Regions from separate parts of the Homo sapiens genome. Here all the other regions are linked to region 2. A link is a loop called in an ENCODE intact Hi-C map of the cell type or tissue named here. Cell type or tissue: heart left ventricle. All regions are shown on one strand. Region 1 holds the start of SLC17A6 (solute carrier family 17 member 6). Region 2 holds the start of FANCF (FA complementation group F). Region 3 overlaps GAS2 (growth arrest specific 2).

Region 1 (8,000 bases), 290 kb after region 2:
TATATATAACTATATATAACATATATATATAACATATATATATAACATATATATATAACATATATATATAACATATATATATAACATATATATATATATAAACCATTACTCTTTGGAATTTCTTGGTTATTTTTTTAGATGGTTGTGTTTTATATTCATTTGTCTGCATCAAAGGAATTTAATTCGGGGTATCTATAAGCACCAAAAGAAACGCTGTTTGAGCAGGGGCTGGCCATTTCTTAACTGTAAAGAAGATAAATCCTGTGTAGTAAAGGACAAAAACTCTGCAGGCACCAAAGCAAAAATCAAACACACACACACACACACACACACACACACACACACACACCAGACAGGTTCATTTAGTGCAACATTCCTGCATTAATAAGCAGGTTTCCAGAGCACCCCCGCTCCAAGCAATGGGCAACAAAAAGACTTTCCGATCATATTACAATCTTTCTGAGCCACCAGGGTTTACGGAAACGGCCCTGCAGATTTTTTCATGCTGAGCCCCAGGTAAGCAAGTGTTCGCTTTGTCTTACCTGTAGATCTGGCCGAGTGATTTTCCAGCAAAATTCTTTAGCCCCTCTTTTCCTGGGGCCAAAATCCTTTGTTTTACGGATTCCATTCTTGCAAAGACTGTTGTCAGTTCTTGCCAGATTTAAATAGTGATTGCTAGGAAAGGCGAGGATTGCGCATATTGTCTTAATCTCTTAAAGTAGTTGCGGGCTTTTCCTTCTCAGCAGAATGGTAGTGGCTCGCCTCCAGCAAGAGTGAGAGTGAGAGAAGGGAGGGAGAGTGAGAATGAGAATACAACAGAATAGCTGCATGCAACCCACGGGTTTCCTAATAGGAGAGTTGGTAGACACAATCAGAAAGTCTCATTGGAAGGGGAGGATCCGGTGGCAAAGAGCGCAAGCAGTGCCACGGTATTTGGGTAGATGCGGTTGAGTCCTTTTCCTGGAAGTCGGTCAGCTGAAAAACAATGTAAATTCCCGGTTTTGAAGACTTATTGCTCTCAAATCTGATGGCTTTTAAACGGAGGGGCCGGAATATCACAGAAGCCTTGGGAACAGCAAAGTCAAAAGAATGGTACTTTTAAAAATGGTGTCTTTGCTGTAAGGAGCAGAGCATATTCAAAACTCATGGGAGCATCTCAGGTCTCAGGTGAGCAATGCTGCTATTAGTTTTTCCTCTCTGCCCATGATCTCCTCCCATCACGCCAGCGTAAGTCTGCTCTGCGGTAGAGTCAAATTAAGATGGAGAAGGCTTGCTGCTCTTTGAGGACGTGAGTAAATAAAAGATACACAGTTCTGATTTGGGCAGCCTCGGGGAAGATTTTTTTTTTCAGCGGCTGACAGCGCCCGTCTGGGCGGGTCTCGGTACAATGTTTCAGCACCACGGACAGAGTAAGTTTCAGGAATAGGGGACTCTTCTTTTGGCTAGCTAGGTTGCCAACTTTCTAGGGGAGCTGGGCGGATCGCCCTGACCAAGGACCATACGGGGGCTCTTCAGGAACGGATGCTATGGAAACCATTGGGAAGATGTCATCATCTCCAGAGTTTGCAGGGAGAATGGTGCATTTAGCTCTGCTAGGGAAGACAACTTTATTAAAAATTCACAAGTTACTTCTAGTTTGCTACGTTTTGTCCAGCACGCTGATGCCAGTATTGCAGGGAAGAAAGATTTCAACATATTTAACTTATGCTTGTGGTGTTCCAAGACACCTAGGCTCCCTTGAATATAAAATATGTGCACACAAAATACATAATTACATTGTTCATGTGTTTGTTTTAACTCCTGACAGGAAAAAGATGAAAGAAAGAAAGGGAGAGAATGAAGAATAGAGGAAAGGAGAGATAAAGAAAAAGAGGTGGGAGGTATGGAGAGAAGAAAAAAGAATAGCTATAAACTCAGTGAAGTTGATTAAATAAAATACAGTTAATTTAATATAAATTCCTTGGAATTTTAAGCATCTTTATTTAACTAATTTACAATACACTACTGAAATACCAATATACTGATGAAATATGTGGCTATACCTTGTGCTTGCCAACAAATTGTAATTGATAATTTAAAGATTTATTTTTAAAAAGATTTATTTTAATTTACATATATTCCATTCAAATCTTATTTTATTTTTCTTTGTATGTCCTTCTCCTAAAGCATAAATTTTGAAAGACATTCATGTAAGAGTTTTGGCTTTATATATACAGGTACAGCATCAATGAATTTATCTCATTAAGCAAGCAAGAAAACTGCTAGATTAATGTAAATTATTAATCTCTTTCACATGAATCACAAACTTCTTAAGTACAATTCAGGCCAATGCTTACAGAACAGACTGGCCTTGAACCACATTTTCAAGGTCAAAACCTTGGATGTCACATAAGCCAACAGAGGGAGTCAATTTTACTTAGGATCCTGAGACAAAATCTCAAAAATATGGATCTAAATTGAGAATCAAATAAGAATATTACCTGAATAGTTCAAATGATATAATGGCTATGTATTCACTGAATGGATAGCTGGAAAAAAATGTCAAAGTAGCTAAAACCATCTGCCATTATTAAGTTTGATAGTTGTCAAATTATTTCCATTGTGAAATATAATAAAGAAAAGGATAATGAAGACATTTTTATCTTTTTTGATAAATTTGTGTTAAAATATGTATCTTCAATAAAACAGTGAATTTAATTTTTCTCTAAAACCATGGGATGCCTCAGAATACTATCTATTTCTCAAGATCAAGTATAAGGAGACAAAAAAAAAACCCTCATTAAACTATTTCCTTGCAAAAAAAAAAAGAAAAGAAAAAGATTAAAAGATTCAAGCTATTCAGGACTTGACTTATCTAGGTGTTTTCAAAATATCTGTATTTTTCAAATCTTTAATAACTAAGTTCATTAAATTATATTTATTTAGAGATATTAATGATTTTGGAATTCTGGGAAGTTATACAAAAAAATAGAATTTACAACAAATATTTGTGAAGCTGGGGTGATGATATGTAAATGATTTTCCTAAGCACTCCAGCTTAAGTTGCACCACAAATGACTAGAGATCTATCTAAACCATCAGTAAACATGATAGCTAAGTCTCCAATACACAAATATGAGGGGACACTAAGCAATATAAATCCAACACAAAAGCATTGTTTTTAAACAGTTATATTCACCTTTATTGAAATGAATGTCATCCTCCTCTCTCTTCCACTCTCTTGATAATAGGGTGAGCAACTGAATCAGAATAACTGGTAATATTGATTTACTCATTCTAAAAATATTCATTGAGTGTCAAGAATAATACTAGATCTGGGAATTCTCCCTGAAATATCTCACAAGCTACTTGGGAGATAGACACAAAAATACAATTTCAAACAATTATGGGTGAAATTACACAAGTTAAATAACCCAGCCCGGGAGTGAAAATGTCCAGAATATATTTCAAGAGACAATGTTTTCTTGTCTGTCTTAATAGTTAAAAGAAATGTAGTTCTATAAAGATGATGGCAGCCCAGTGGAGTTTGGCAGGGTGGAGTGGTGGTATTTGGATAGCACCCTAGCCAGAAGGGGTGTATTTAATGGTATTTTCATAAACAATGAAAAATGTTATGTGTGGAAAATTACAAGAAACGTTACTAGACCACCTGCGACTGAAGAATGTCATTTAGGCTGGCTTTAAACCCATAGCTGCTCCCAGTGTAAGAAACATATATTCAGACACCATTTGCTAACCCAACAGATTTTCTTCATGAGTGGACACAAATTGCAAACGCTGAACGTGTACTTTTGCAGCCCTAAATTCATCAGATTTATCTTTATGCAAAGAAACACTAGTAGTTATATGTAAGATATTAATTTAAGCATATCAGAAAAGGCTTCCTTTCTCTTGACACCCTCCTTTATCCCCAATAACTTACATCCAATTATAACAAGTCCTGAATTGCATTATTAGACCACTTTTCTTCTAGGGGAAGAATTGTCCCTCTTGTCAAGAACTGTTAACAATAAAAGGAGAAGTTTTCACTGAATATAACTAATATAATATGTGTGCAATATTACAATTTATGAGTAGCTTTTATTTACATGATAAACGTATTTATTCCTTATAATTATTCCTTAAACTAAAATAGTTGTATTCCCATGTTATTGAGGAGGAAAGTGAGATTTAGTAATTACCTGAAGTCATGTAACTGGTGATGAGAAAACAGCTCAGGTTAGAGGAGTTTCTCACAGTTTAAGGTCTTGTTAAAATACAGATTCTGATTCAATAGGTCTAGAGTGGTGCCCAAGATTCAACCACTGTAACACGTTTCTACAACTGCTTGCCTAAGGATCACATTTTGAACATCAACATCTCGGAGTATGAAATGTGAAATCAGTTTACCTGAGTTTGGGTCCTGGTTCCACTGATTATCATCTCTGCAATTTTGTATCAATCATCGAACACTAATAAGCCAGTTTGCTTACTGGCACAAATGAAGGCTTGTATCGTGTGGTTTCTATTATCCTTTCTGCTTGTAAAATTTTATGCCTTTTCATGACTTTAGATGAAAAGTCTTTAGATGTAAAAAGATGTAAAACTTATTTTCTTTTGTTTCTCCCATCCTAAGTTTTTTTTATTATATTTGAGTTAAATGATTAATAATAAACTGAAAAAATACTAATATGTAGAAATGTGCTTTCTGAAAGTTCTTTTTACATATTTAAAGAAGAGTTACCTTATTTGTTGTTTCACTATATGTATACACTGAGTTTTATAAGCAATTGTTTAAATAATTGTATCCATACTATTTTTCAAGATGTACATAAGGTATTAGCCAACAGCAATGTAATAGGTTTCTATTTGTTTATATCCCTGTGGGAGGAAATACTTTTGAGTAATCATTTAAATGTCTTGCAAATGTTGCCCTCTGGTGGAAGGATATGTTAATATTTTAGAGACAATTGTGGTCCTTAATTATGCAATTACACCTACTGTTTTCTCTCTCTTTCTTCTTTCTTTCTCTTTCTTTCTTTCTTTCTTTCTTTCTTTCTTTCTTTCTTTCTCTCTTTCTTTCTTCTTTCTTCTTTTGGATATTTGTTAAATTAAATCTACATCTGAAACTATAAAGTCTTTTTTGTGGGCAACACATTTGCAGTTGTCTTAGTACTAAATGTATTTAGAAATAAGTTGATTGAGAATCCCCCAGTTAACCAAAAAACTAGTACTAAAGGAAACTTCACTGTATTAAGATTTAGTAATGGTGTGGTAATCACATAGGTAAAAATGATATACAATAGAATAAATTGTGATAATTTTATAAATATTTTGAAATAGTAACATAAATTTGATGTTTTGCTCCCTATTACCAAAAATACAAACATGTTTTAAAGGCATTCTATTTAAGATCATTCAAAAACTATTTCTGTGGTATTTTTAAGGCAAACTGATTTTTAAGAAATACCTCAAGTACATACCTCAAGGTGGTGGTGTGCATCTGTAGTCCCAGTTACTAGGAAGGCAGAAGTGGGAGGATTGCTGGAACCCAGAAGTTTGAAGTGCATCTGGGAAATATACCCAGACCCCACCTCAAAAAGAGAAAAACGAACCTTAAGGTGACTGTTTCTGAGGCTATTTTGAATGCAACATCTTCAGTTTATTATTTCAAAAAATATTCACTCAATAGGTATTTTTATCTACTGTTGGCTAGGCCCTTTTCTGGGATATAGTAAATAAATGGACTCAATACAGTTTTATAGCTTTTTATATTATATGTAGAGAGTGGACATTCCTAAAGACAAAACTGCTTTGAAAAGCTTTTTTACAGTATGGCTTTATTTGACTTTGAATTCCTAAGTAAATGTTCAGCCTAATAATTACACACTTCTTTCAGTTCGAAGCTATACAAATAAGCCCTAGAATTCATCTGTGACTTTTTTCTTACCAAGGGTTTTTAAGCAGACAATTTTTAGTTCAGCTTTATTTGATTTTACTTTGCAGTGTTAGCCTCAGAGACAATTTCTAAGAAATTATCATTATATAATTTCCTTAGAGCTGGAAAGAGAAGAAATAATTCAGTTTGTCTTAAAAACGACAATCTGTGCACATAGCCCAATACTTTACACTGCTATATTTAGTGGCCTGGTGTAAGACGTCTTTTGACTTCTCTGTGAACTGTCTGATTAAAAAACTGGAAGCAGGAAGTATTAAATAAGCCTATATTGTTACCTCAAACATATATTTTAATTACCAAAAACACATGTATGTAGTCATATATGCAATGTTTCCTTTTCTCTGTGCATCTACTCTGTATTTATAATTTACAATGAGAAAAGTGTATACATCTTATTCTACCCTTTTATTTCTGCATTAATGGGAGAAAATAGCCTTAATTCACTACAGGCCATTGTGCCTTGGGAAAATTAAGATTTTAAAGTGAATGGAGAACAAATGCTGCTCCTCTAATGCCAGAAAAATATTTCTAACTTTGAATTCCACACTATACACGTAGAGCAACATGATAAATTACAGAAAGACTTTGAAAGCATCAGTGTCTTCAACTCTAAAAAAAATTCTTAAAGTAAAAGTTTTAATTGTATACAGAAAGTTTGAGAAAAATCTAAGAATAGAAAAGAACTGCAAATCTGTAAAGGAAGTAAAATAAATATACACTTCAGTATGAAGGAGATCAAGGCAGAGACCACCAGGACGTACGGTGTTTTACAGATAAATAAATAAATTGAATGACATGACAAAACATACCTAATTGAAATGTCTATCTAGGTCCCATAGGGATCCTATTTTGCCTTTACCATCCTAGATTACTGATTCTCTTCCTTTGGCTGCCATACATTTTGTTGTCACAAATGGTAAAATACCATCTTCTTTGAAGGAAGGCTTCTAATATTATTGAAATTTCCCACTTGGCTATTAGCATCTAGGAAGTTTCTGTTTAATTTCACACTATTTTCTAAGTTACTTACTCTACTAGAGGCAGAGGGTGGGATGGTTTCTACTTCTATAACATTTAGGGTAAAATTTTCCAAAGCAAAAAATCTAAATACATAGTTTTGGAATAGAACAGAACATAAAAGATCCAGAATATTTCACCGCTGTAAGCACAAGCTAATTATAATTTTGAAGAGGTAAAAAAATATATACAATAGTAGTCACTATTAATATTTCCTAACTGCTGCCCGCTAGTGGTAAAAACGAAAAATATTTATTTGAGTTAAAAGGCAGACCTACAACATTGACTTAAATCATTTGAAAATCAGTGGGTAAACATGCTTCCCATGATATTAACATTGTATGTGGCCTTTTTTCCTAGTACAAAGAAGAAAAGGTTGCTGATAAATCACTGAAAAAGCGTGCCACCACTTATTCTTTTGTGCCTGCTTGTGGACTTATAATAATGGTAAAGACACCATTATACTGTGGTGAGAAGCATACTGGGCAGATCTTATTGCATAGCATGAAGAGTGTTTGTTCACTCATTGCAGCTCTTTTGATATTGAGTGCTAATTCATTCAATTCGTTCCTTATGGAGAAACAGAGTCAGAGGTCTGATCAAACGACACTAAGTCCTGCTAACTAGACTGACTTTTCAAATTTTTCAGCCAATGACATTTTTCTGTTAATATTTCAGCCAGTTTGAGTTAAGATATCTACTGCTTGCAAATGCGAACATCTTGATATATCATCCTTTAGATATTTGATAGATGGATAAATGAATGGAAGAAGGATGGATAAACAGAATCAAAGTTTAGAATACAAAGTTAAAACACTGGAAAGAGGAAAGAATCATGTAAGAGTAATTCTAAACCAAAGTATTAGAAAGAAAGAATAGGCCCAGACAAAAGAAAGCCTTGAATTTTAGGGTTAAATTAAATTTTTATTTAACATTTCTAAGTTATGACTATGTGCCCGGTCTTTGTTGAGTACCAGAGAAACAGAGATAAGTAAGTCACAGATCTTGCTCTCAGAGAACTCAGATTTTTAACTAAGAATGTAAA
Region 2 (8,000 bases):
TCTATGGAAAACAGTATGGAGACGTCTCAAAGAACTAAATGTAGAGCTACATTTGATCCAGCAATCCCACTACTGAGTATCTACCCCAAAGAAAAGAAGTCATTATATCAGAAAGACACTTGCATGTATATGTTTATCACAGCATAATTCACAATTGCAAAGATACGGAACCAACATAAGGGCCCATCAATTGAAAAGTGGATAAAAAAGTTATATATATATATACACACATGCATACATACATACACACACACACACACATACCATGGAATACTACTCAGCCATAAAAAGAATGAAATAATATATTTTGCAGCCACTTGGGTGGAACTGGAGGCCATTATTCTAAGTGAAGTAACTCAGGAATGGAAAACCTAACACTGCATGTTCTCACTTGGAAGTGGGAGCTAAGCTATGGGTATGCAAAGGCAGACAGAGTGGTATAATGGACACTGGAAACTTGGAAGCAGGGGAGGTGGGATGGGGTGAGGGATAAAAATCTACATGTTGGGTACAACGTACACTACTCAGTTAGAGGGTGAACTAAAATCTCAGGCTTCACCACACTGAAATTCATCCAAGTAACCAAAATCCACTTGTACCCTTAAAGCTATTGAAATAAAAAAAAAATTCTGTTAAAGCAATGAAAAGACGACAAGAAAGTTTTATGAGCTACAATATTTGAAAACTTCACCAAAGAACAGAAAAAAATCAAAATAAATAAATAAAAATAAAATCTGCTGAAATTTGGCCTTTTTCTTTCCCAATTTACTGTATCCCAGGAATTTGGGGATCAAAACCAAGAGGAGGGAGATTGTTCCTGGTATTCATGGCACACAGTACACACATTTGTGTTCTCATATATTTTACCTTATATTATTTCTCTCACTTGGATTTTCTTCTGTCCCATGATTGTTCAAACACTTTGAGGCCTAAATCAAGTATCAGTCCTCTGTAGTCTTCCCAGAACTCTCCTGTCAGTTTCTATCTAGTCTCTCATAGCAAAATTCTTAAAATTTTCAAAATATATAAAATCTGCTTTGCATTATAATTAAGTTTTTGTATCCCTCCCCACCCTGCCTCAAGAATATAGGTTGAAATGCTAGGCTTTTCTTTCTTTAGAGGGGGAAACTTCATAGACATTTTATTTAATGAAAATAGACTAATCTGAAATATGTAGGAGTTTATACGTTACTATGCTCAAGGAAGAATTTAAAATCAAGATTTAAACAGATAAGTAGAAAGGTATGAAGCTAAAGTTAATCTGCATAATTCTTGCCATACACTGTCATCCCCATTCTGAATCAAAGCTTTTTTGGATTTTTTCCACCTCCTTAAATAGGCCTGGTTCTTTCAACTCAGATACCTGCAAAAAAAATTAAGGATTCCTGTAGCCTTGAAGGCTCCTCTGAACACTCAGCTTTGAACTTTCAACTGAAAAGTTGGTTTCTTTTCCTTTTTTTTTCCATTTTCCTTTTTTTTTTTTTTTGAGATGGAGTCTTGCTGTGTCACCCAGGCAGGAGTGCAGTGGCCCGATCTCAGCTCACTGTAACCTTCACCTCCCGGGTTCAAGCTATTCTCCTGCCTTAACCTCCCGATTAGCTAGGATCACAGGTGTGCACCGCCATGCCCAGCTAATTTTTTTGTTTGTTTGTTTAGTAGAGACAGAGTTTTGCCATATTGGCCAGGCTGGTCTGGAACTCCTGACCCCAGGTAATCCACCCGCCTGGCCTCAGCCCCACAAAGTGCTGGGATTACAGGCATAAGCCACTGCCTCCGGCCTGAAAAGTCAGTAATTAAAGAGACCTTCCTATCCCCTAAGACTTGGTGACCCCACTCAATTTCATCCTACTATCACATTTGAGGTTATTCATTTAATGTCTCTCTTAAATGGTACAAGATGAACTTCTCCACTCATGCTAGGACTGCATTTATTTTACTACTAAATCTGTAGCACCTCATACTATGTATCATAATAGGTGTTAAATATAAGAATAAATAAATGAATTAGTGATGCCTGTACATTTGCTAAAGGCAGGCTGCACACTTGGTTCTAAGTTTGTAGTAGCCAAGAAAAAGAATTTTAAGATTCATAGTATCCTTAGGATAAAATAAAATAACGATTTCAGGACCAAGTAAGAGTTTGAGATAACTAATAAAAATCAAATAATAGCCGGGCGCGGTGGCACACGCCTCTAATCCCAGCACTTTGGGAGGCCGAGGCGGGAGGATCACTTGAGGTCAGAAGTTCGAGACCAGCCTGACCAATAAGGTGAAATCCCATCTCTACTAAAAATACAAAAATTGGCCGCGCCTGGGCGACAGAATGAGACTCCGTTTCAAAATAAATAAATAAATGCATAAATCTGAATTAACAGCATGCACATCACTGCTTTACTTTCTAAAAGGTGTAGGAATGCTTATTTTAATAAATGAAAAATGACTCTTCCCCTCTTTTAAATTTGTTTCTCTTCCCCTTTTTGTTAAAGTACAAAACAAAACACCTTCCCCCACTTTTCGAATAGTTTTGGCTGTGTCTTTAGGACTGGAAGGAAATTCAGCTCAAATGAATTACTATATTATGAACTTAAGTAAGAATTGTTGTGCATTTTGTACAGAATGCAACTCCTAGGAGTTGACAAATGTTTGTTAAGTGCATCAGTGAGCGACATAGGACCTTCTCCTCCCTACTCTCTTGTCACGGTTTTTATTTAATCAAACATTTATTATTGTTCGATGCTCTTAAATGCCATTTCCTTCAGCTGATTATTTGTATGACAGAAGAGTCAATTAAGCTATTTTGTCCTAAAAATTACGAAAACGAAATGTACAATTGTGAAGTAAAATTTTGTTCCTTTGCAAATTTTAATAAATTATTGAAGTTTATTTTTTGTTTCAAATAATCTGGGCTTCAGTTCTAATAATGGAAGGACAATGTGAAGGCCCAGAATTCAGCATAGCGCCTGGCATTAATAGGAGGTCAGTACATTTTTAGTACATGTTTCTCAAATAGATCTTAAAATTTCATTTAAGAGCGTTTCCTCACGTCACAGTATGTCTCTGGCGTTACTTAATTTTGAAAAACCTCAACACAGATTCTAGTTTTAGGCAAAGCTCAGAAAATTTCTACTTAAGGATATTTCCAAAGCGAAAGGAAGCGCGGAGACGTTCATGACTGGCATCATCTCGCACGTGGTTCCGGAAATTCTCGGTAGGATGCCCTACATCTGCTCTCCCTCCACTAAGAAGAACCTCTTTGTGTGGCGAAAGTAAAAGTATTAGGGCTTTTAAGTTGCCCAGAGTCAAGGAACACGGATAAAGACGCTGGGAGATTGACATGCATTTCGACCAATAGCATTGCAGAGAGGCGTATCATTTCGCGGATGTTCCAATCAGTACGCAGAGAGTCGCCGTCTCCAAGGTGAAAGCGGAAGTAGGGCCTTCGCGCACCTCATGGAATCCCTTCTGCAGCACCTGGATCGCTTTTCCGAGCTTCTGGCGGTCTCAAGCACTACCTACGTCAGCACCTGGGACCCCGCCACCGTGCGCCGGGCCTTGCAGTGGGCGCGCTACCTGCGCCACATCCATCGGCGCTTTGGTCGGCATGGCCCCATTCGCACGGCTCTGGAGCGGCGGCTGCACAACCAGTGGAGGCAAGAGGGCGGCTTTGGGCGGGGTCCAGTTCCGGGATTAGCGAACTTCCAGGCCCTCGGTCACTGTGACGTCCTGCTCTCTCTGCGCCTGCTGGAGAACCGGGCCCTCGGGGATGCAGCTCGTTACCACCTGGTGCAGCAACTCTTTCCCGGCCCGGGCGTCCGGGACGCCGATGAGGAGACACTCCAAGAGAGCCTGGCCCGCCTTGCCCGCCGGCGGTCTGCGGTGCACATGCTGCGCTTCAATGGCTATAGAGAGAACCCAAATCTCCAGGAGGACTCTCTGATGAAGACCCAGGCGGAGCTGCTGCTGGAGCGTCTGCAGGAGGTGGGGAAGGCCGAAGCGGAGCGTCCCGCCAGGTTTCTCAGCAGCCTGTGGGAGCGCTTGCCTCAGAACAACTTCCTGAAGGTGATAGCGGTGGCGCTGTTGCAGCCGCCTTTGTCTCGTCGGCCCCAAGAAGAGTTGGAACCCGGCATCCACAAATCACCTGGAGAGGGGAGCCAAGTGCTAGTCCACTGGCTTCTGGGGAATTCGGAAGTCTTTGCTGCCTTTTGTCGCGCCCTCCCAGCCGGGCTTTTGACTTTAGTGACTAGCCGCCACCCAGCGCTGTCTCCTGTCTATCTGGGTCTGCTAACAGACTGGGGTCAACGTTTGCACTATGACCTTCAGAAAGGCATTTGGGTTGGAACTGAGTCCCAAGATGTGCCCTGGGAGGAGTTGCACAATAGGTTTCAAAGCCTCTGTCAGGCCCCTCCACCTCTGAAAGATAAAGTTCTAACTGCCCTGGAGACCTGTAAAGCGCAGGATGGAGATTTTGAAGTACCTGGTCTTAGCATCTGGACAGACCTCTTATTAGCTCTTCGTAGTGGTGCATTTAGGAAAAGACAAGTTTTGGGTCTCAGCGCAGGCCTCAGTTCTGTATAGGCAATGCTGTGTTATTACTTGAATATAGAATATATAGTTTACAAAATGAAAATTACAATGTTCTCACCAAATATATGCCTTCGTGTGTCCAAAGTATAATTATTTTAGATGCTAATTTTGAATAGTTTATTAAACAGTTATAAATATGCAAAGTAGCTGGCATGTAGTGTCACGGATTTTCTGGATAGAGGAAGTGATTGGAAGTACTCCACTTAAAGCCATGGAATTAGCAATAGTTTGCTTTTTAATAGAAGGCCCATTTGTAAGAATGTTGAAAATATGTGTACCGTTTAAAGAAAAAGCAGCTTTAAAGTGACAAACAAAATACCCTTTTTCTTTTAGTATGGTTTATTTTTCTAGGTTTTCTGTCCCTCCCTCAGTAGTGAAGAGTTTTCTTTATTCCTGGCAGTGTCAGGAATATTGGTTTGAAAAGCTGTTGGCCTATCTGGAGTTTGGCCTTGTTAACCTAGTATTCTAACCAGTTAACCAGCCTTAGTATGCATTAAAATTGTATTGTTCAGAAAGTTTGTTTCTCATTTTCTGCAAATTCTTACTTTGAAAATGAATCACCACATAGTATGTCCCTTTAAAGCATTGACGCACAGACAAATGTTTAAAGCACAGTAAATACGAATATATGCCTTTGGATATTAAATTAATGCTTGATGATAAAAGAATCAAACTTTTTTTTTTTTGAGATGGAGTCTCGCTCTGTCACCCAGACTGGAGTGCAGTGGTGTGATCACTGCTCAGTGCAACCTCTGCCTCCCAGGATCAAGCAATTCTGACTCAGCCTCCCAAGTAGCTGGGATTACAGGCGCAGGCCACCATGCCCGGCTAATTTTTTGTATTTTTAGTAGAGACGGGGTTTCACCATGCTGGCCAGGCTGGTCTCAAACACCTGACCTTGTGATCCGTCCGCCTTGGCCTCCCAAAGTGCTGGGATTACAGGCGTGAGCCACCGCGCCTGGCCAAAACAACATTTTAAGTAGAAGATCCAGGTTTTAGTGCAGCTTCTGCCGTTAACTAGGTTAATAAATCACAACCTTGGGGCCACAGTTGCCTTATATGTAAATGAAGTGTTTAGAATAAAATAGTTAAATTTCCTTATTTTTCCCTTGGTGGCTGCCCTGTGGAAACAGTTTAGAATATTTGTTTTGTGTGTAGGAACCTAGTTGTGTTAGTTTACCTGGGTGTTCCACAGCTGATAGTGATTGCCTTGAATAAATTCAAGGGCAATTTATTCATTTTTACTAGGGAGATAGACCTTTACAGCAATCAAGATATTTTTGTCCATATCCAGGTTAGCTGGTAAGAGGATTTTTTTGGAGAAAAAAATGATATTTAGAAAGTTAATTTCTAATTCCGGAATGGAATAAAAACAATATGAGTAGTGTAATCTTGTAGAAAAAGAGTTGTATAATCTTGTAGAATTTCTCATTCTGTGGTACAACCCAGGGGTAAACTATTATTCCAGTAGTCAGTACACTTTTCTAGATAAATCTTGAGTGAAAACCAGCAATTTCTTTTTCCTTGTGGTCTGATTCCTTTTTCTAATCCATGAAGGCCATCTTGTAGATTACATTTATCATTAATGCAAGAATAAAGACAATTCCTCCTGTCAGTTGCGTGAATTTTTTTTAAGAAACAACCCAGTGAAGAGTTCTACCATAGCAAGGCCTAATGTTAGCTTTAGCTTTAGAAAATAACAGTTTGTGAACTTACTTCCCTATATTTGCAGCTGTATCTCACACTATGATTTACAATAAAATTGTAAAGATTGACAATAGACTTAAGAAATAACATTTTAAAATCTATTTTATACTTACCATTTATTATTCTGTTATTTTAGTCTCCATATGTTCATTACATACATAATCTTATTTAATCTTCACACCAAAACTGTATTCTTATGAATATACGCTAAAAGATTAAGTAAAATGCCCAAGGGTATAAACAAAAGCAACATGAAAGTGGAAGCCGTATCTGTCATTTATTTTATTTCCAGAAGCCTAGCACAGTGTCCAGCATATGGTAGATACTTGTAGTGTTTGAATAAATGAAACCAGCATTAGAGCTTTATATACTTTCTCTTAAGGACTTGAAAAGATTAGGAATCTACGCATACACTGAGAGAGAAAAAAGTGAGAGGAAGACTATAAAAATAGAATATTTGATAACTTCTTTATAAAATCTAGAGATATTTATTTTGTGTTTTTTCCCTATGTCCTATCAAATGAGGGAGCACTATTGAAATCTCCCATTGTAACATTGTTTCAGGAAATTTTATCAATTATCATCTTATGTATTTTGAGCAATTTTATGACATGCAAACAAATATAGAATCGTTATATCATCTTAATGAATTGAACCTTTTGTTTGTAGTGACTGCTTTTCTGCTTTAAAGTCTATTTTTTTCTATTATCATTGTCATATATTAACACTGTATGATTGGACTTTTTCCTGCTATCCTATTTTGTGCTTTCCACTTCCTTTGATTTCTCTATGTTTCACTTCTCAGTTCTTTAATTGACTAAATATTTGTTTGTCTTCTTATTTCATGATATTTTCCCCTCTACCAGTTAGGATGTTAATTCTATACCCATGCTTTTACTCTCAAAACTTACCATATTTAACTTAAAAATATCTAATATTAGTATCTTAACCCTCCTTCTTAATGATACTATGGACCTTAGGAAACTTTAACCCTGATCTCTTATCTATAAACTCTCAAGTTATTATCCAGTGTTTTGGTTTAACAATTTTGTTTCCCATGATTGTACCTCAAATTCCCTTGGAGAAGGTCTCTTGGTGGTAAACTCAGTTTTTATTTACTAAGATCGTTCCTTGTTGTTGTTGGAAGGTAGTTTTGCTGTGTTCCTGATTTCAGGTTAACATGTTAAAGATATTAACTCTTTTCTGGTTTTCATTGTTGATAAGAAAGCTATTCGTCTACTTGTGGTTATTTTGTAGAGTGATTTCTTCTTTCTGTTTATTTTAAGGTGGTCCCGATTTCAGTATCTATAGTCACTTCAGAATATCTAATTGTAAATTTCTGTTTTTCTTGCTTGTTTTATGTTGTGTTTCATTTATGTGTGGATATGTGTTTTTCTTCATTCTGAAAAATTTCCAGCCATTTTTCCCCAATATTTCCTTTCTTCCACTTTTTAAAAATCATTCCTGTCACTTTGATCGGGCCTATATTAGATCTTAGATCTTCTCACACTACTCATATCATGTAACCGCTCTGTCCCAGTTTCTATCTCCATATCATTCTATTTTGCTTTGGAAATTGCTGTTATATCCCAAGATCAATATTCCCCATCTTCATTTTAGCCTACCACCAGGTTTTAGCTGAAAATGGCCACCCAGATAGAGAGTAAATTTCCCAATTTCTCCTACAGTTACATGTGGCGATAATGCTA
Region 3 (8,000 bases), 160 kb before region 2:
ATGTTGTTTATCTAATTAGGGCCCAGCTGGCATACTAGAACTACTTTCTATTTGTTTAGTCCACCTCTCTCAAATGATATGTGTTTTCTTATGACAAACTATGGCACAAATCTTCAGCTATGTGGATCCCTCAGCCACTTCCTTTTCTTTCTCCAGTAACCCACTGTGTGCAATGATATGTTCCTGCTTGCACAAATATCTTTAGTATTTCAGAATCTTACCTGCATATCCATATCACTTCATGTCAGTGAGAAACTATGAGTTTTCTGATAAACACCTTCCTGTGCCTTTTGTATTTTAAGCTAAAAAATGATGTTAAAGGAACACCAATATTCACTCCTCATTGATAAGTCTAACTTATATTTCCTAATTGTTTTCAATTCAGCTCAGCCTCCAGTGATGTGCTTGTTTGTAGAAGGGCCTCATATACAGAACCATTCCTAAGTTGCCAACACTTTGGTTTCATGAAGTCATCGCCTTATCTATAGTATATGTGTAGGGAGGCAAAGCTGGCAATAGTGTAACTCATTCTGATTCTGTTCATTCCTTCATTTGTCTTAAAAGCCCTCTTTTCTTGGTTCCAATATCTTTTAAGTTCACCCATATCTCTTTTCTGCCACTTTGTGATTCATTCTCCCTAGTATCTAGCCAGTTTATTATAGTGAGATCAGAAAAAGAAAATTAATTAATGTTAAAGTCACATTAGTGGCCTCCAGATTTTAAGATCTTTCCTCTTTCTTTTCCTGTATATTATGATTAACACATACACTTTAATGGAAATGGATATTCCATCTTTGGCCCATTAACTTCTAAAAGTAGTTGCGAAAAGCATGTCTGTCAGATCTTGAAGACCTCAGCACTGAGACCTGCAAACTGAGATGTGCTATCCATCTACACCATGGACCTGGTGGTAATCTCTGATGTCTGATGTCAGCACCTAAAAGGCTTGCCTCTCCCTTTATATTTTATTTTTGTCTATTTCTCCATTTAGAGACACCCCCATCCCCTCTACACCTTTTCTAGATCTTTAACTCAGTTTCACAAGAAATTCCATTATCCAGTCACTCAGTATCTTCACCATAAATTCATTCTCAAATCTCAAATTTACCATTTTTTTCTTCTCTGTCTATCCATTACCCAAACAGGTCTTCAGGAAGGGGATTTAATCTTGCCTAATCTATTCTTTTTCATTTTGAGTATTTGATCTCTGATAGCAGCTATTTTTGCTAGAATTTCTTCACCTTTGTGGTTTTGTTATCTATGCTCTCAGTGTTATTTTTATTTCTCCTCTGATGTCCATTTATATAGCTGTTTTATTTCCCAATTATCTTTGACACTCTGAAGCAAAAAACAGGTCTTCTCTGCATATGCTACATTTCAAATTTCTTATTACAATGCAATTTTAATAATCTATATTATCTATCTATATTTAATAATATATCTTTGTTAAGCTTATTCTAATAAAGGATGCTAAGAAAACATACTGAAAGCTGGGTGTGGTGGCTCACGCCTGTAATCCCAGCACTTTGGGAGGCCAAGATGGGCGGATCACTTGAGGGCAGGACTTCGAGACCAGCCTGGCCAACATGGTGAAACCCTGTCTCTACCAAAAATAACCTGGTGACTGAGCGAGACTCTGTCAAAAAAAAAAAAAAAAAAATAGAGAAGAAGAAAACATTGAGGATACTTTCAGCCGAGTCTTTGAGGGCAATAGGTTTTGTGAAAGTGTCCTCATTGGAGGAAATGATATGAGCATCAAAGAAAAGTAGGACATTGTTGGATGAAAAAGTATAAAAATGCTTTCCATCTGAGGGAAATCAGGTGCAGAGGGACAGAAATGTAAAGCAGCATGGCTCTGTACACAGCACTGAGTAGTTCACTATTTTTTTTATTATACTTTAAGTTTTAGGGTACATGTGCACAACGTGCAGGTTTGTTATACACAAATGCGAGAGGGATAGGAGAGGCCCGTCTGAACGCTATTGCAGTGGTCCAGGCTAAAGAGGGTTGACTGCACCAGGGGTGGTGTGGATGTTAGAATCCTTCTCTCAGTGTTCCAATTACCTCACTCTCATCCAATTTCCCACCAGATTTTTGCTCTCTTTTTTCCGGGATGCACTGCTGATTCACAGATGGAGATCATGCCATTGGCTGTAACATGTGTTAGGTAGGTAGAGTAGGTAGGGGTACACATAACCCATTTAACAGAGGAGAAAAGGGAGACAGAAGGAAAATGTGCTTACCAAATATGTTGTCTCTTTCTAATGACTTCCAGAACAGACCCGGAGAGCCATGTTTATGTATCATACCATGTTAGAAAAATAAACATACTTTCTCATAGCTAATGTGTTATAAGGAACCATTTACTTGTTTTATAACTCGGTCAGCATTCTGAAGTAAAATATATATCCGTATATCTCTCTATATAGAGAGATATATATTTCTTTTCTGCTAGTTTCAAAGACTACATTAAAAATACATATCATGGCCGGGCGCGGTGGCTCACGCCTCTAATCCCGGGACTTTGGGAGGCCAAGGCGGGCGGATCATGAGGTCAGGAGATCGCGACCATTCTGGTTAACGCGGTGAAACCCCGTCTCTACTAAAAAAAATACAAAAAAACTAGCCGGGTATGGTGGCGGGCGCCTGTAGTCCCAGCTACTCGGGAGGCTGAGGCAGGAGAATGGCGTGAACCCGGTAGGTGGAGCTTGCAGTGAGCCGAGATCACGCCACTGCACTTCAGCCTGGGCGACAGAGCAAGACTCTGCCTCAAAAAAAAAAAAAAAAAAAAAAGAATATATATATATATATATATATATATATATCTCATATGAGATACACACACATACACACACACACATATATATGTACATATATATGTGTATATGTGTATGTATGCCTATGTGTGTGTGTGTGTTTGTGTGTGTGTGTGTGTGTGTGTGTGTGTATATATATATATATATATATATGAAATCTAGGCATACTGCCCCAGGAAATTGAACTTTTTCTACTTCAGCCAATTAACTACTGACTAGCAATTGATTCCCAAAAGTATCTCCATCAAATTAGTGTCAATCCTGATAACAATGACATGGCATAGGATCTTGTACTTCTTCTCTATTACAGTAATGATCAAGATAATTATATATATAATTATATTTGAATTCTTTTCCCACTACATTGATCTACTTTGGGAAATTATAGGTAAATCATCAGTATTTCCCTAGTGATTGCCACAATTCCTGGCACATAGAGGGATTTAAAATATCTATTAAATGATAATTAATAATTACTGAGTAATTACCTAATTGGTAGACACTGTGATATGGACTTTAAATGCAATATCTCATTTAATTTTTATACTTATTTTGTGAAGGAAATACAATAATTATCTCCAGTTTATGGTTGAAGAAAATGGAATTTTAGATTTTAGTATTAATAGAGATAGTAAATTATTTAATCACAAAATTTAGTAAGTGGCAGAATTGAGATTCAAACTTATACTACTGACTATTATACGATGTTGTCTCTCTCAAATATATAAATGAGGGAATAAGTAATTAAATAGCTTGAATTTGCTGGCAATTCATGAAGCATCACATAAGCTCTGTCCCCAATTAGTACAAACCCTAGATTAATTAAAAATATAAAAATCACTTTTGATCTGTAATTACTATAGTGTGCTTTTTCTATCAGTGGTTCTCAACCCATGAGACATTTGACAATTTCTGCAGACCTTTTTGGTTCTCACAAGTAGGGGCAGGGATACAAGTGCTTACACTGGCATCTAATGGGTAAAGGCCAGCAACCCAGTGAAATCTCCTACAATACACAGGATAGCCCCAGGCCCCAAACAAGGAATCATCTCATTCAAAATATCAAGAGCCTGAGTTTGAAAAATCCTATTCTATATCATATGATTGTTCATATGAAGAAGTCAAATCATACTGAAACTTTTCCTGTCAAAGGAAGAAAAACATATTTTCTTCATATTCTAAATCTCAGTGATAATTTCTTGTTTCTCATGTCTCTTGGCCTCTCCTTTTGGTGTCACTTTTACTACCATGAGCTTAATTAACATGCAAGACTCACAATATAACATTTTACTATAACATAATAACAGTGCAAATAGAGCAGACGTAGTGCTACATTCCTTTTACTTGCAGAGCAGCATATCTTGCTTAAATACAAACTTAAGGAAACGCACACCATTTCATGTTGCAGAGGCACTCCGACACCTTTCAAAAAGATGAGCTACATGACAAGCAAGAAGCCAATAAACCATTCCACTTAAGCCAGCAGCTATTCAAAATTACATACTTTAAAAAGAAATGCGAACCAATAAACTAACACAAACATATCTCAACCATATTTAAGATCTCTTTCAAAAGAACTAACAAGATACCAAGCTGTTTTCCAACCCTGAATACCTGACATTGAAAGAAACTCCTAGCAAAATAGTAGTTATTGAATCTAAGCACTAGGTGGCAGCAGCACATTAAATGCGTGGGTTTGTCCCCGAATAAAAATGCAGTGCTGCATTGTTTAAATTCTATCAGAACTAAAGAAGCAAACGTGTTTTTCCCCCAACGCTTCTCACCAGTGACTCCAATGTATTTTACTGGGCTAAAAACTATTTAGCTGATCTTTTTTCTTTTTCTTTTTTCTTTTTTTTTCGGAATAAATCTACTTGTCACTCCAGCACATATGTTTCTCTGTGTGAAAGTAACAAATATTTAATGTGTATGTGTGTATGTATACACACATACACACAACAATTATGTATACATAACTATGTATATGTACATGCACTGCATATATCGCATATAATTGTATGTTATGCACATTAAATTGATAATAAATACTGAATAATAGGAACAACATTACTTTCTACTGAGCACTTTATCTCATTTAATGCTTCTAGTAACCTTATGAAGAAAAATATTTGCTTTCTCCCTTTGCAGTTTAATTGCCAAGGATCAGAGAGATTGAGCAACCTGTCCAGGGTCACACAGCATAAATAGCTACAGAGCCTGGATTTACGTCATACATTTCAGAAAACTCCAAGTCTGGGAGCTTTTTGAGAGCAGGAATCTTGTTTCATTAGTATCTATTCTCTCTCACCAAATATAGACAAATGCTCAAAAATGTATTATATCAGTTTTAAGAACAATTGTGTATTTTCATGGTGGTGAAGAAAAAGAATTCATGTGGGGAAATGAAAGTGATTATTGGGATGCATGTTAAGATGTGGATTATCAGGCCTCACTTCAGACAAATGAAATCAGAATTTCTTATGGAGGTAGTTTTCTAGAAGTTATCCATGTGATTCTAATATGCATTGTTCAGAATCTATAGGGTAGTGACTATGAGAATGAGATTTTAAGAAGTAGTAGAAGCCTTTCTCACTTCTTTCTGAAAAGTCCTCAAAAATAAAACTGAAAATACCTAACAGTGTGATATTTAGCACTGAAGGAGATACAAGTTTGCACTCACCAACACTGACAATGTCCTACCCATTTGCATCTACTTTTGTGGTCAATTTTGTAACTTCATTGTCAGAGACAGGTATCTATTTTTGTCTATTTCCACACAAGGCCAACATTCATAGAAGTAAACGGTAGATACAATTACAATCATTTCTGTACTACATTGCCGATTATCTTCTAGAAATTCAGCAAATTGTTCAAGACACGTCTTGAGATATGACTTATTACTAATACTATCCTATATTACTATTACTGAAAACCAGTCCTTGCATAGTGGACAGTGATAAGTTCTTTCTGCATGAATAAGTGGATAAACGCTTATCTATCCATACATAAGTAGATTAATGGACATAGGAGGACTTGTTAGGTAATGAGATATGCAGCTGATCTTATTGGTTAATCTTCAAAAACCCACTTCAAGACATTCTCAGTAATTTTTACCAGTATTTCTATCTGGCCAATTGTTTTCAAAAATAATAAAGATTGATGGTGACAGCTCGGATGAAGTTCATTTTCACAATTTTTTTTTATCCAACTCATGTAAATGTAAATCTATTTTCAAAAATAAAAGCCTGGTAAGCTTTGTGATTGTTTTAACAGAACTAAGGGACATAATTAAGAACATTTTAAGCTATTCTGAGGTGGATACCGCAGAAGCAGAATCTGTTTGTGGACAGATAGAACAATAAAAGGGTAGTTCTCTGCTTGGTTTGCTTTGGATTTTAACCAAAACTCCCCTTAGAAAACTAAGTCCTTTAGAAGGATTTATCCAAGAAGTATGCCTTGAATTTATTATATCCTTTCATGTTCAGAAACTGTTTCAGATAACTACATATTACTCACAGTCCATAGCATCATGAAGGTAATTTCTGAATGTGCCAATATGTTGACATCTTCCAGAATTATAATGCCAGTTCCCCGAAAAAAGTACAGCTATCTATGTTTACAGTTTTTGTCCTATACTCCCTTATAGACTTATAATCCTGAAGAGAGCGACAAGGAAGAGGACACTAGAAAACAATCTTTTCAACGAAAGTAGCATATATCTAGGACTTTGAATGGCAAGCAGCTTAGAGCAAAAAACCAAGTGCTGAAGATATAGTTTAAAAAAAAGGTAGAAACATGCTTAGCAAAGAGTCCCCCACAAAACTTGTAATCTGCATAAATTGTCAAGGCACAGCTGTGGAGGTGACAAGGGCATTTCCTGATTCCCAAGACATCAGCAAAGTCCTTTAATCAACACATACATTATTCTGTTCTGTATGTAATATTGTTCTTGAATATTAAGCAGCCAGTGATTCAGTACCATCTGGCACTTCCTGGTTAAGCACAGCTCTGATACAGTAAGAATGTGTCAAGAGTCCAGGAAAGCAGTTTCCAATGAGGACAATGCAACAGAGTGAATCAGACAGGCTAGGTAGGAGTGGGAGAAAAGACACACTCTTCCTTCACCCAGGATGAATGGAAAAAAGAGGAGGTGGTAGGGCATCAAATGCTTTGTGCCACTGACCTTCTTTTTCCATGCGGACTATAAAGATGCACTTTCTGAGTGCTATGGGGGGATTTTTGTTTTTGTTTTTTATCCCTCAGTAATGATGCAAAGTGTGGGAGAGTACATCGGGCTTAGATGACAAAACATCCACGACTCACACAGACCAAGCAAGCTGTTCTTGGCATTCAGAATCTCTACATTTGGAATATGTCTAGTGTGATGGAGGAACACTGGAATTTTTGCTATCCCTTTTCCTCTTTTTGTCCTCTAAGACTGAAGGTGTCCTTGCAATTTAACCACAGGATTGCCTGTGTCAGGTTTACTGGAACCTTCTGTAGCCATGCCAGAAGACGCAAAGTGGTCTTCAAATGAATCTAAACCATGACCTCAGATCTTATAGTTAAAAGCAACAATGAGTTGGGGAAACCAGGTAGAAAGAGAGACAGGAGAAATGTCTCAGAAATGAAAGTGAATGCCTCTACATAGGAATAGAAGAGGGAAGATACACAGAGGATTTAGGCTACTTATGAGAACATATTTGTAGGACTGGGTTTGATTCTGAGGCTCATATTGGAGGAACGACATAGTCATCTTGGAGCATATACAATAAATGTGCATAGGATGGTAAAAAACCTATGAAACCTTGCTTGTGGGGAAAGGCTGAGTGAGCAGCTACCATTTACATTGTGAGCAATGACTATTATATGCCAGGCTCTTAACGTATAATCACCTGGAAGGCAGTTATTTCTATATCCATTCTACAGATAATGAAATTTAGAGTCACAGAAGATTCATGCCTTGCCAACCAATACTATGTGTAGCAGACCTGGGGAGGTTGGTATATGGTAAGGAATATGAACTATCTGACCTAGAAAGTACCTTGAACTTTAGTTAACTTTACTAGTAACTTACTATCATCAATCCAAAGCTTTCCTTCTCATAGTTGAAGACACAGAACCCTTAAATGATATCATTACTTTCCCAAGATAGTTTATAACAGAAAATACAAACACAGAATC

Evidence for each region. Peaks named below come from ENCODE experiments on the same cell type or tissue, not always from the same donor. Only the 100,000 strongest peaks of a DNase experiment are listed, where the experiment ranks them.
Region 1: a loop joins it to region 2, with 4 times the contacts of the local background. A loop is called at or near these places in 6 of 110 quality-filtered maps.
Region 3: it touches region 2 in a loop (2.3-fold over the local background); 16 of 110 quality-filtered maps call a loop at or near these places.

Annotation. Positions count from the first base shown.
Region 1 is chr11:22,331,162-22,339,161 of GRCh38, reverse strand. SLC17A6 (solute carrier family 17 member 6) reads right to left here and starts at 781. Exons shown (of 12, transcript NM_020346.3): 1 at 543-781. The coding sequence starts at 628. SLC17A6-DT (SLC17A6 divergent transcript) reads left to right here and starts at 940. Exons shown (of 4, transcript NR_186351.1): 1 at 940-1,167. In heart left ventricle, a CTCF peak has its summit at 4,923 (motif pointing left); no DNase peak of the experiment used is centred here; H3K27me3 peaks cover 2,478 bases.
Region 2 is chr11:22,621,261-22,629,260 of GRCh38, reverse strand. FANCF (FA complementation group F) reads left to right here and starts at 3,438. Exons shown (of 1, transcript NM_022725.4): 1 at 3,438-6,728. The coding sequence starts at 3,451. The coding sequence ends at 4,575. It also overlaps a transcript of GAS2 not described here. RefSeq lists enhancers at 3,459-3,648, 2,975-3,874, 3,739-3,948, 4,329-4,378, 4,389-4,548. In heart left ventricle, a CTCF peak has its summit at 4,066; a DNase peak (open chromatin) is centred at 3,620; H3K4me3 peaks cover 2,543 bases; H3K27ac peaks cover 1,682 bases.
Region 3 is chr11:22,784,251-22,792,250 of GRCh38, reverse strand. All of the region lies in intron 7 of GAS2 (growth arrest specific 2), which reads right to left. Among named protein-coding and RNA genes, the nearest start is that of LINC02718, 41 kb to the left of the region's middle. RefSeq lists an enhancer at 1-156 and a silencer at 4,354-4,648. In heart left ventricle, a CTCF peak has its summit at 4,486 (motif pointing right); no DNase peak of the experiment used is centred here.